Linked DNA regions of Homo sapiens: region 1 is linked to region 2. Evidence: read pairs that join two places in POLR2A ChIA-PET (ENCODE). Cell type or tissue: PC-3. All regions are shown on one strand. Each heading gives the region's core, and the rest is flanking DNA. Links, peaks and the distances in the headings are about the cores only. Region 1 overlaps ZFYVE9 (zinc finger FYVE-type containing 9). Region 2 overlaps RAB3B (RAB3B, member RAS oncogene family).

Evidence for each region. Peaks named below come from ENCODE experiments on the same cell type or tissue, not always from the same donor. Only the 100,000 strongest peaks of a DNase experiment are listed, where the experiment ranks them.
Region 1: POLR2A ChIA-PET joins it to region 2 with 6 read pairs; 1 of 35 experiments calls an interaction of 5 or more read pairs at or near these places.

What each region holds. Positions count from the first base shown.
Region 1 is chr1:52,157,422-52,162,804 of GRCh38, forward strand. The region is part of intron 1 of ZFYVE9 (zinc finger FYVE-type containing 9); the gene reads left to right. LOC107984956 (collagen alpha-2(I) chain-like) reads left to right here. Exons shown (of 5, transcript XM_047439476.1): 5 at 2,696-3,357. The coding sequence ends at 2,718. It also overlaps the pseudogene LOC100190934 and the pseudogene LOC724060. Among named protein-coding and RNA genes, the nearest start is that of ZFYVE9, 18 kb to the left of the region's middle. In PC-3, for the core only: no CTCF peak of the experiment used is centred there; a DNase peak (open chromatin) is centred at 2,160; H3K27ac peaks cover 384 bases.
Region 2 is chr1:51,972,547-51,977,929 of GRCh38, forward strand. It overlaps RAB3B (RAB3B, member RAS oncogene family), which reads right to left. Exons shown (of 5, transcript NM_002867.4): 2 at 4,344-4,571. The coding sequence starts at 4,571. It also overlaps the pseudogene RNA5SP48. Among named protein-coding and RNA genes, the nearest start is that of RAB3B, 15 kb to the right of the region's middle. In PC-3, for the core only: no CTCF peak of the experiment used is centred there; a DNase peak (open chromatin) is centred at 4,805; H3K27ac peaks cover 1,312 bases.

The DNA.
Region 1 (5,383 bases), core at 113-5,112, 180 kb after region 2:
ATGGAGTCTCACTCTGTTGCCCAGGCTGTAGTGCAGTGGTGTGGTCTCAGCTCACTGCAACCTCCACCTCCCCGTGTTCAAGTGATTCTCCTGCCTCAGCCTCCCCAGCAGTTGGGATGACAGGTGCCCACCACCACACCTGGCTAATTTTTGTATTTTTAGTAGAGACGGGGGTTTTCACTATGTTGGCCAGGCTGGTCTTGAATTCCTGACCTTAAGTGATCCACCCACCTCAGCCTCCCAGAGTGTGCTGGGATTACAGGAATGAGCCACATTGCCCAGCCTGCACCATATTCTCTTAACTATCTCCACAGCTCCCTGAAAGTTAAGTCTTATTGGCTGTCTTTCAACATGAATCATAATGGTAAGAGTTCACTAGCTTCTGGTGTTTAAGTGCCACCACCTGGCCCCTATTGCTATCAATGAGCCTTTCCTTTAGAGGAGCGCCACCACTGAACTTCTTAGTGATGCTGGTGCCTCTCTCCCCAGTATATTCCTGATAGCTTTGATGCATGGTCTTCTCTCCTCACATGGTATACACAGCTCTATCATACCCACTTTCCTGAGCTTTTTAATCCTGTCCTCTGCTCTCTGCTATGTCAATTCAGTCATTTCAGCCTGACTTAGGTTGGGCCATCATTTTCTCCAGGCTGCTAGGAGCCACCCTGACAGCAAGTTTATGCCATCTCCCAGGTCCCTGCCACAGTGTTAATTCTCATATCCTGAGACAGCCCCTTTCTCAACCAGTAAACTTGACCTTACTCAGTCTAATGTTCCTGCTTGCTTAAGCACCTTGAAAATCTAGCACTGTGGTTTATGCCAGTCCTGCTGGTACCCTGGCTAATTCTTGCCATTCTTTTGGGGATTATAGTCTCTGTTCTCCTTTATGAGGTCCAAGATGTCCTTGGCAGGGTTAGCACTAGCTATTATCATGGCATCTAGGAATGCAGATAGGGACAGATCCTGAGGGAGCCCCTGTGTTGCCTTGCAGGTGACAGACCTCTGAAGTGTGCTGCTGCGCAGCAGGGAGTGCTAACTCATCCCTGAAGACTCAGAGTTCAAAGGATTTGGAAATGACAATCTTTGGGGGCAGCCATCTATCCGTAACCTGTCTATCAGGCTTCTAGGTTTTCCAAATCAGGATCCTGACCTTGGCGTAACAAACCTGCCTTGGCTGAGCATTCAGCCACCGTGAAGCAGTGGTCTGTAGCCATCCTGAGTTTGTTCTTCATCTTTTACTGCCTCCCTTCGTAGGTGATAAGGACCTGTTTGTGAGCTACCAAAGAGCCCTCTGACCTTCACGCTTAGTTTTCAGTTGTTTGTTAGCTGCCCTTTCTAGGGAGCCTGGGCAATCTAACAGCTAGCCAACTTTATTGTTCTTGTATTTTTTTTTTTTTTTGAAACTGAGTCACCCAGGTTGGAGTGCAGTGGCACGATCTTGGCTCACTGTAAGCTCCGCCTCCCAGGTTCACGCCATTCTCCTGCCTCAGCCTCCTGAGCAGCTGGGACTACAGGCGCCTGCCACCATGCCCGGCTAATTTTTTGTATTTTTAGTAGAGACGGGGTTTCACCATGTTGGCCAGGATGGTCTCGATCTCCTGACCTCGTGATCCGCCCGCCTCGGCCTCCCAAACTGCTGGGATTACAGGCATGAGCCACCGCGCCCGGCTATTCTTGTATGTTTTGTGTTCCCCTTCCCAAATATCTGAATCTTTACACCAGTTTGAGTGTTCCTCTCTGGGAACATTCTCCCAAGTCACAACTTGCGTGTTAACACTTGGGCCACCAGCTTGTGCCAGGGCCTGTCATGCCTCACATACCACCTGGGATGAGAGCTTCATTGTCAGTTGGGCAGTAAGTTATCTAATTCCTAAGCCCCATCTTAGCTCCTGCTTTCTTAGTCAATTTCTGGTACCAGCTGTGCCAGTTTGAGTCCTTCAGGAAGCAGCTGCTGAGACAGGACTATAAGAGATACATGAAGTAGGAGAGGACTTCCGTGAAAGGAAAGGGAGAGGAGGCACAATTGTCAGGGAGAGTCTCAGAGTGCGATGCAGGTCTGACAGAGTCTCAGACAACACAGTGAAGACTTGAACAAAAATTGTTCATTAAAGGAGTCCTGCATTGGACAGAAGTGGCCAGGCCTTAGTGCCTATGTTATGAGTAGTCATTGGGTGGGGCTGCCCAGGAAGAGTGTGACTTCAGCTTGAAAGCTGGGCATCCTGAAGGGACTGCAGTAGGAGGCTGTCAGCTAACTGTGCACCTAGAAGCTTATTGGAAAGTTATTTCATAAAGGTTGATATAAGCGACATACCTCCATGGCTGCAACATGTAATAAGCAAATGTTTATTGTTAGGATGATTTTGATGACATTTTTCTTTTTCTTTTTTTTTTTGAGATGGAGTCTCGCTCTGTCACCCAGGCTGGAGTGCAGTGGCGAGATCTCGGCTCACTGCAAGCTCCGCCTCCCAGGTTCACGCTGTTCTCCTGCCTCAGCCTCCTGAGTAGCTGGGACTACAGGCACCCGCCACCATGCCCGGCTAATTTTTTTGTATTTTTAGTAGAGTCGGGGTTTCTTTTTTTTTTGGTAGAAATTACTTTTATGTTAAAATATTCATTAATAAGCTAGCAATTATTCATGTGAAGGAGCGTCCAGAAAACAGGTTCATGACTGAATTATCCTTGTCCTTGATTATAGAGATTCATGAATTACACACATAACACTATTCTCTGGAGTAGCTGTGAAGCTCTACGAGGCTGTGAGGTTGGAGGCGCTTCTCCCTGCCTGTTAAGCTGCTCCCATCGCATCACGACAGGATGGACTTTATTTTTCTCTTTTCAATTAAATCTTTACAACAGTTCGAATGCTCTTTCCAGAATGCATCAGTTCAAAGGCTTTGTTGATTTCCTCAAAAGACAGATTGTGAGTCACAAATTCATCAACTTTTATCTTTTTGGACATATATTCAGACACCAACTTTGGGACACTTTCTACATTCTTCCATCCTCCAAAGGCAGTGCCTTTCTATGTGTGACCTGTTACCAGCTGGAATGGACGAGTGGCAGTTTCTTCACCTGAAGCGGCTACTCTAGCCACCACGCTGATGCCCCAGCCCTTGTGACACGCCTCAAGTGCTGCTCTCATGACCTTCACATTACCAATACATTCAAAGGAATAGTCCATAGAGTCGGGCACCGTGTTAGCCAGGATGGTGTTGATCTCCTGACCTCGTGATCCGCCTGCGTCGGCCTCCTGCAGTGCTGGGATTACAGGCGTGAGCCACTGTGCCCGGCCTTGATGACATTTTTCTAAGTTGCTTTGATTCTTTATGAATAAAAACCTTTTAGACATTTTTCTTATTTTCTCTTGAATGTGTTTTTGTTTGTTAATATGTAATATTAACTGAAATTGAAAACAATATTTCAGTGTGGTCTGGCACATAGTAGGTGTCCAGGGAATGTTGGTTGAAATGAACCATGCAGTTGATCAGTATAGCATAGAACATGATAATCCCCACTCTCCTTATTCTGGACATTTCTAGTGCAGTTTGAGATTGCATTAGCCTGTTTACTGATGATATTTTCTGTGACAGACAATTCAGTAGTTTGGGTCTTTTTATTTTATTTTTTCAAATAAATTAACTTTTATTTGAAAGGAGACTACTTTTCCCCACATGTATCTTCTAAGGATTCTATACTATATGATAACCTGCTTATCCATAGTTCCAATACCAAAATTTCTAACAGCAAATTATATAGTTGCTCTAGGTAATAAATAAGGGTTGTCCTTCACTGATTAAGGGAATACTTAAACTTCAATAAATTTAACAAAGAAATCACACTTTAGTTTTTAAGTTTTGACAGATGTATTTTATTTTATTTTTTTTTGGAGACAGAGTCTTGCTCTATCACCCAGGCTGGAGTGCAGTGGCGCAATCTCAGCTCACTGCAACCTCCGCCTCCTGGGTTCAAGCGATTCTCCTGCCTCAGCCTCCTGAGTAGCTGGGACAGCAAGCACGCACTACCACGCCCAGCTAATTTTTTGTATTTTTAGTAGAGACAGGGTTTTGCTATGTTGCCCAGGCTGGTCTTGAACTCTTGAGCTCAGGCAATCCGCCTGCCTCAGCCTCCCAAAGTGCTAGGATTACCGGTGTGAGCCACTGTGCCTAGCCAAAGTTTTAAGAGATGTATTTTAAATACATCTTTCATAGGAGTCTGCAAGCTTTTTATCTCTAAAAAATGACTTAATTTTTAGGGCTCAAAAATTCCATTCTTCAAAAGAAATGTCCAAGTATTTTCTTTTATAGCTTCAAACTTTCTGCACCTAACTACTTGACTGTTCCATGCCACCCCAAACATGACATGACTGAACTAATTTATGTGTTACTGTCTTCCTCAAAAGAAAGTTTAAAAAGGAGTTCTTCATAAATGCAGATCTCTAATACAATATCTAACACAAAAGAAGCTTTAAAAAGGTAATTTCTTATTTGATTAGCTAGGAGTTTATGTTAGTAAAAGCAAAAAAAAAAAAAGTTTACGGAGTATAACACTAGGGTTGCTTTTATACTCAAGATGTTTACTCAAAATGACAACAATTACATCTTTAGGAGTATAATGTAGATACTAAATAAACCAAAAATTTTTTTTTCTTAAAGACTAGGAAGAATCAGAAGCTTAGGGACATCCAGAATTAAAAAAAAAAAAGGAGAGGAAAAAGAAAATAAAGAGGAAAAAAATGTCCTTCATTGCAACCATTTCATTATCAATAGTGTCTTGGGCTGCAGGAATGAGATCTTGATTGTGATCTGTATCGACTATAATAAGGAGAAGGTGATCATCTTCTGTACCGGTAATCATAGTCTTCATATCTGTCATATCCACGATGATATCCTCTATCATAGTAAGAATCTCGACGTCTGTGACCACCTCCACTGCCGCCTTTGCCACCACCTCCGCCACCACCACTATGAGTTCTGCCCATATAGATGCCTGGTATAGGTGTGCGCATTGTCTTGGTAATAGAATAATCCACCCGAATTTCTTCTATCATCCAGCTCCTTTCTGTTTGCCCTTACCATAGCCTCCTTTGAGTCATCTATTCCCTAAAAATGCACAAAAGCAAATCCTTGAGATCGCCCAGTTTGCTGGTTGTAAACCACATTGGCACCATTCAAAGGTCCATATCAAGAACATACTTCACGAAGATCTCTGTCTGTTGTGTACAAACTAAGGCCAAACACTCTAAGGCAAGTGTTGGGATCTGGATTTGCCCTTCTGCCAGTGTGTCTTCTCTGGTTAGACATTGGAGAATGACTTCGGCTCCTTCACTGCCAGTATTCTGGTGTATATGAGCTACTTCGTCTCCTGTGAGAGTGGTATCTGGATC
Region 2 (5,383 bases), core at 290-5,289:
GAGATGAGGCCTCAAAGGAAGTAATCGAAGTTAAATGATGTCATAAGAGTGAGTTCCTGATCCAACAGAATTCATATCATTATAAGAAGAGACACCAAAGAGTTTGCACTATCTCTCCCCCATGCCCATGCACCAAGGAAAGGCCACAAGAACACAGAGTGGGAAGGCAGCCCGAGGGGAGAGCTCTCATCAGACATCAACCCTACTGGCACCTTGATCTTAGACTTCCAGTCTCCAGACTGTGAGAAAATTAATTTCAATTGTATTTTGTTATGGCAGCCAGAGCAGAATAATACACTTAGTTCAGCCCCATATAATTTACCCAAGTCCTTGCTTGCTTGCTTGCTTCCTTTCTTTTATAGCTGGTCACTACTATATTTGTTTATTAATTTTTAGATAGCCTTTATGAGGTATAATTGATACACAAAAAAATTCACTTATTTAATGTATACAATTTGATGAGTTTGGATCCAAAACCCTGGTTTCTTTGCCTCATTTCCATCCACCCTTCAAACTGAAGCCAGGAATTTTTCTAAAATGCAAATCTAACTTGTTTAAACCCTTCTATGGCTCCCCAGTGCCTATGGTGGTGGTCTCCAACTTACATCCCTTTAAGTAAGAAAAATGTAGGTACAGCACACACAGTATATGTGTATTCTTTAGATTATATATCTATATGTCTACTTCTATACACAAGATATTAAAATATATAAAATTAAAATAAACAATATTTAAATGTTTAAAATCTAATGTATTCATGAATAGTCCAGAAAACTTTATTTTTGCTGCATAAAAGCACATACACACACATAAAAACCCTTTGCTAATTTTCCTTCAGCAAAAGCAATGAGATTGACCATGTCATCTATGGCTATACCACCCTGAACGCGCCCGATCTCATCTGATCTCGGAAGCTAAGAGGGGTTGGGCCTGGTTAGTACTTGGATGGGAGATTGACTATGTCGTATCTAATTAGATTATCATTGATTTTACCTCGAAACGTGGCTGACAATGAACTTGTGTTGGGAGTTGGAAAAACACCAGTTCAGCCATTTTCTTTATGCTCACTTGGATTCACTATAATCTTCTAGCATAGTCTTCAATCAGAGGTTTCTTTATAGGACTCTTTAAAAGCCACATATCCATTATGAGGTTTCATTTAGTTAAAACTAGACCATGTAATCAATAAATCCACTTACCCAGGCACAAGAAAACCACAAAAGCTCACAATTGGCTGAACATAAACAAAGAAGTGAGTCAGTCCACTGTCAACCCCTCAGAAGGGCACAATGCCTCCTCCTATCTCAAGATTTTTTGAGTGTAGGCTATCTGACCATCTGATATGGGGGTCAAACAAAGACACTTCTGTCAATCCACATAGTAAATATCAGTAAAAAATATCTTATGTTCAAAGATTAAAAGTAAGCTCTAATAATTTCTTCAGTTCCCTAAGGAATCATCAAGCATGAATCCTCTGACCGATGACAAGAACTTTCTGTTTGCTGTGGAAGATCTCTTTGACCCCCAATCTGCCACCTATAGCCTCTCCAGCAAATTTCTCTCAGCACCCACTCTCTGCTCTTTCACAACCTTGATCCAGTTTTACTGTATTGCTCACCATGCCCCAAATATTCTGTGCTCTCACATCCCCCTGTGCATGGAACTGTAAGGATGATATCAAATAACACAAGTGAAAGCACCTGGCACCTAATAGGTGCTTTTAGTAAATGCATGTTGACTTTCACCTCAAGCTAGTTAAACTAAGTGGTTCTACAATGTTAGCCAGCCACAAAACCACCTGGAAAATTTGTTATAGCACAGATGGTTGTCACTCACCCACCAGAGTTTCTGACTCAATAGTTCTGAGGTGGGCCTGAAAATTTGCATTTCTAACAAATTCCAAGGTGATGCTGATGCCATGGGTCTGGGAATCAGTGAACTAGACGACCCGTATAGCTTCTTCTATTTCTAATGATCTCTGACTCCTCAATGCCTTTAATAGAGAGCAAATGAACAAAATGAACTTTTATCCCTATATAATATTTGACATTATCATGAAGGGAAATATGAACTCTATAATACCTCAGATGCACAGTGTAGAGAAAAGAGCACATACTTTTGAATCAGAAGATCTTGTTGAAATCCCACTTTATAGCAGTGTTGTTGACCTAAGGCAAGTTAACTAATCTCTGAGTTTCTTATCCTGCAAAACAGGAGTGTATTAAAGTAGTACCTACTTCATAGTGTTAATTGTGAGATAGTATATGGGAAATAATTTGTAAAAAGAAAAGTACTACATACAGACTGCCCCAATAAGATATATGCATAATGTATTAATGTACATTTAACACGCAGAATAGAAAGATAATAAATAACATACGTTTTGGCTGGGCGTGGTGGCTCACGCCTGTAATCCCAGCACTTTGGGAAACCAACACGGGTGGATCACCTGAGGTCAGGAGTTCAAGATCAGCCTGGTGAACATGGTGAAAACCCATCTTTACTAAAAATACAAAAATTAGCCAGGCGTGGTGGCACACGCCTATAATTGAAGCTACTTGGGGGGCTGAAGCAACAGAATCGATTGAACCCAAGAGGTGGAAATTGCAGTGAGCCAAGATAGTGCCACTGCACTCCAGCTCAGGTGACAGAGTGAGACTCTGTCTCGAAAAAAATAAAATAAAATAATAATAATACATGTTTTAAATACTTTAAATCACAAATTTTCAAAATTTCCAATCCAGGTACTAATTCATTTTTGAAAACTATATGATCTACATGTTGCTATATCATCTAAAATATGTGCATAATTTATTAGTACTATTGGCAGATACTAATAATAATAGTAGCTGTGGCAGCCAGCTTCCAAGATGGTCCCCAGTGATACTTTCCTCCCAATATCCACACTTTTGTGTAGTTTCCTCCCATGCTGAATCAGTGACCAACAGAACGCTGTAAGGCTAAGGCTAACTCATAAGAGACATTGCCACTTCCTCTGGCCTTTTACATCTCTCACTCTGGGAAAAGCCAGCTGCTATGCAAATAAAGACACTTCAGCAGCTCTGTGAAGACACTCTAAGAGGCCAAATGGGAACGAAGTAAGGCCTTCTGCCAACAGCTAGCACCAGACATGTGAGTGTGCAGTCTTAAGATCCTCCAGCCCCAGGCTAAGCGCGGTGGCTCACACCTGTAATCCCAGCACTTTGGGAGGCCGAGGTGGGCGGATCACAAGGTCAGGAGTTCGAGACCAGCCTGGCCAACATGGTGAAACACCATCTCTACTAAAAATACAAAAATTAACTGGGCATGGTGGCGGGCACCTGTAGTCCCAGCTACTCGGGAGGCTGAGGCAGGAGAATCGCTTGAACCCGGGAGGCGGAAGTTGCAGTGAGCTGAGATCATGTCACTGCACTCCAACCTGGGCAACAGGACAAGACTCCGTCTTAAAAAAAAAAAAAAGATCCTCCAGCTCCAGTGTATGTTTCAGATGACTGCAAGCCAAGCCAACATCTGGCTACACCTCATGAGAGGCCCCAACCACTCCCAAATGTTTGATCCACAGAAACTATGAGATAATGAATTATTATTGTTGTTTGACACTACCAATTTATTTATTTATTTATTTATTTATTTATTTGAGATGGAGTCTCGCTCCGTTGCACAGGCTGGAGTGCAGTGGCATGATCATGGCTCACTGCAGCCTCGACCTCCTGGGCTCAAGCAATCCTTCCACCTCAGCCTCCCAAGTAATGGGGACTACAGGAGCCCACCACCATGCCCAGCTAATTTGTTTTATTTTTTTGAGAGATGAGGTCTCACAATGTTGCCCAGTCTGGCACTATGAACTTATGAAGTGATTTGTTATACGACAGTAGATAACTGATACCTTAGCTAACATTTAGTGTGCATTTACTATGTTCCAGGAACTAAGCCAAGGACCTAAGGACCCAACAGCCTTATGATGTAGATGCTATTACAATCCCCAAAGGAGAAAGGGTGCCCCAGAGAAGTTAAGCAATTCAGTCAAGTTCCATGACTAGTAAGTGGTAGAAGCAGAATTTGAACCCAAGTCTCTAACTCCAAGCCCCAGTTTCTTGGTCACTCATTTAGACAAGCCAACATAAAACCTCCTGGATAGTTAAACAGCAGAAGCAACTGAACCCCTGGAGGAGAGCAAACTTGTATAAAACTAGCAGAGGGTAGCCCAGGGGCCACACCTGAAACAGCATTAATGCCTGATGCTGTAAGGCCCAGAAGTTCCAAGCTGGCCCCACCTCTAAGCCCTTGTACTGGCAGGCCAGCCGCTTCTCAGGAAAATCCTGCCCAAGATTCCCGGGACTCACCCAGATCTGCAGTTTCACCCGCTTCTCGTGACGGTAGACTGTCTTCACCTTGAAGTCGATGCCCACGGTGCTAACGAAGGCTGGGGTGAACGTGTCATCAGCATAGCGGAAGAGGAAGGAGGTCTTGCCAACACTGCTGTTGCCAATGATAAGCAGTTTAAACATGTAGTCAAAATTCTGGTCAGAGGCATCTTTGACTCCAGTTTTACCATCTGTCACTGAAGCCATCTGCAAGAGAGACCTAGAGTCACTCAGGAACAGACCTTCGGTGTCACCCTGAGTCACCATCCTTCTAATGGTCACCCCACCATTCACACACTCACTCCTTACTCCAGCACCACTGAGGAAATGCACACTACTCAGAATCACCCCATCACTACACCTGCCCCAAATGTTGTCTCAGCACTGAGGTGGAACCCAGCTCCTCCCATTCATTCCTTCAGCAAATATTTACTGAGCACATTGATCTGGGGCAAGCCCTGTGCTGGGCATGGGGCTTACAAACATGAGTCAGACATGGTGCCTGACCTCTAGGTGGACAAAAACTAGAATAAAAGGTGGGTCAACACAGAGTAACAAAGCAGTAGATAAGTGATAAGACAGAGGAGTCCTGGCTGAGGAAGTCCATGAGAAGCATCTCATTCAGCCTGGAGGCCCGGTGATCAAGGAGAGGCTCCTGGAGGAAGCAGCTCCTGAGCTATTTTGGGGAAAGAAAAAAAAAGCCAAGAACAGCAAACACATGCACATCCAAGGAAAGACTCAGTAAAGGGCTATCATTCTCTTGCTTCAAAAACTATTATGACTCAGGAGGCTGAGGTGGGAGGATCACTTGAGCCCAGGAGTTCGACGCTGCAGGGAGCCATGATCATGCCACTGAATGCCAGCCTGGGTAGCAGAGCAAGACCTCATCTCTAAAAAATAAAATAAATAAAACATAGAAACTTTCATGGCTTTCCACAGCTCTAAAGATCAAGTCCAAACTGTTCAATTTGACAAATAACCAACTAACCAAAGAGGCAATTCTCTAAACTTTATCTTCC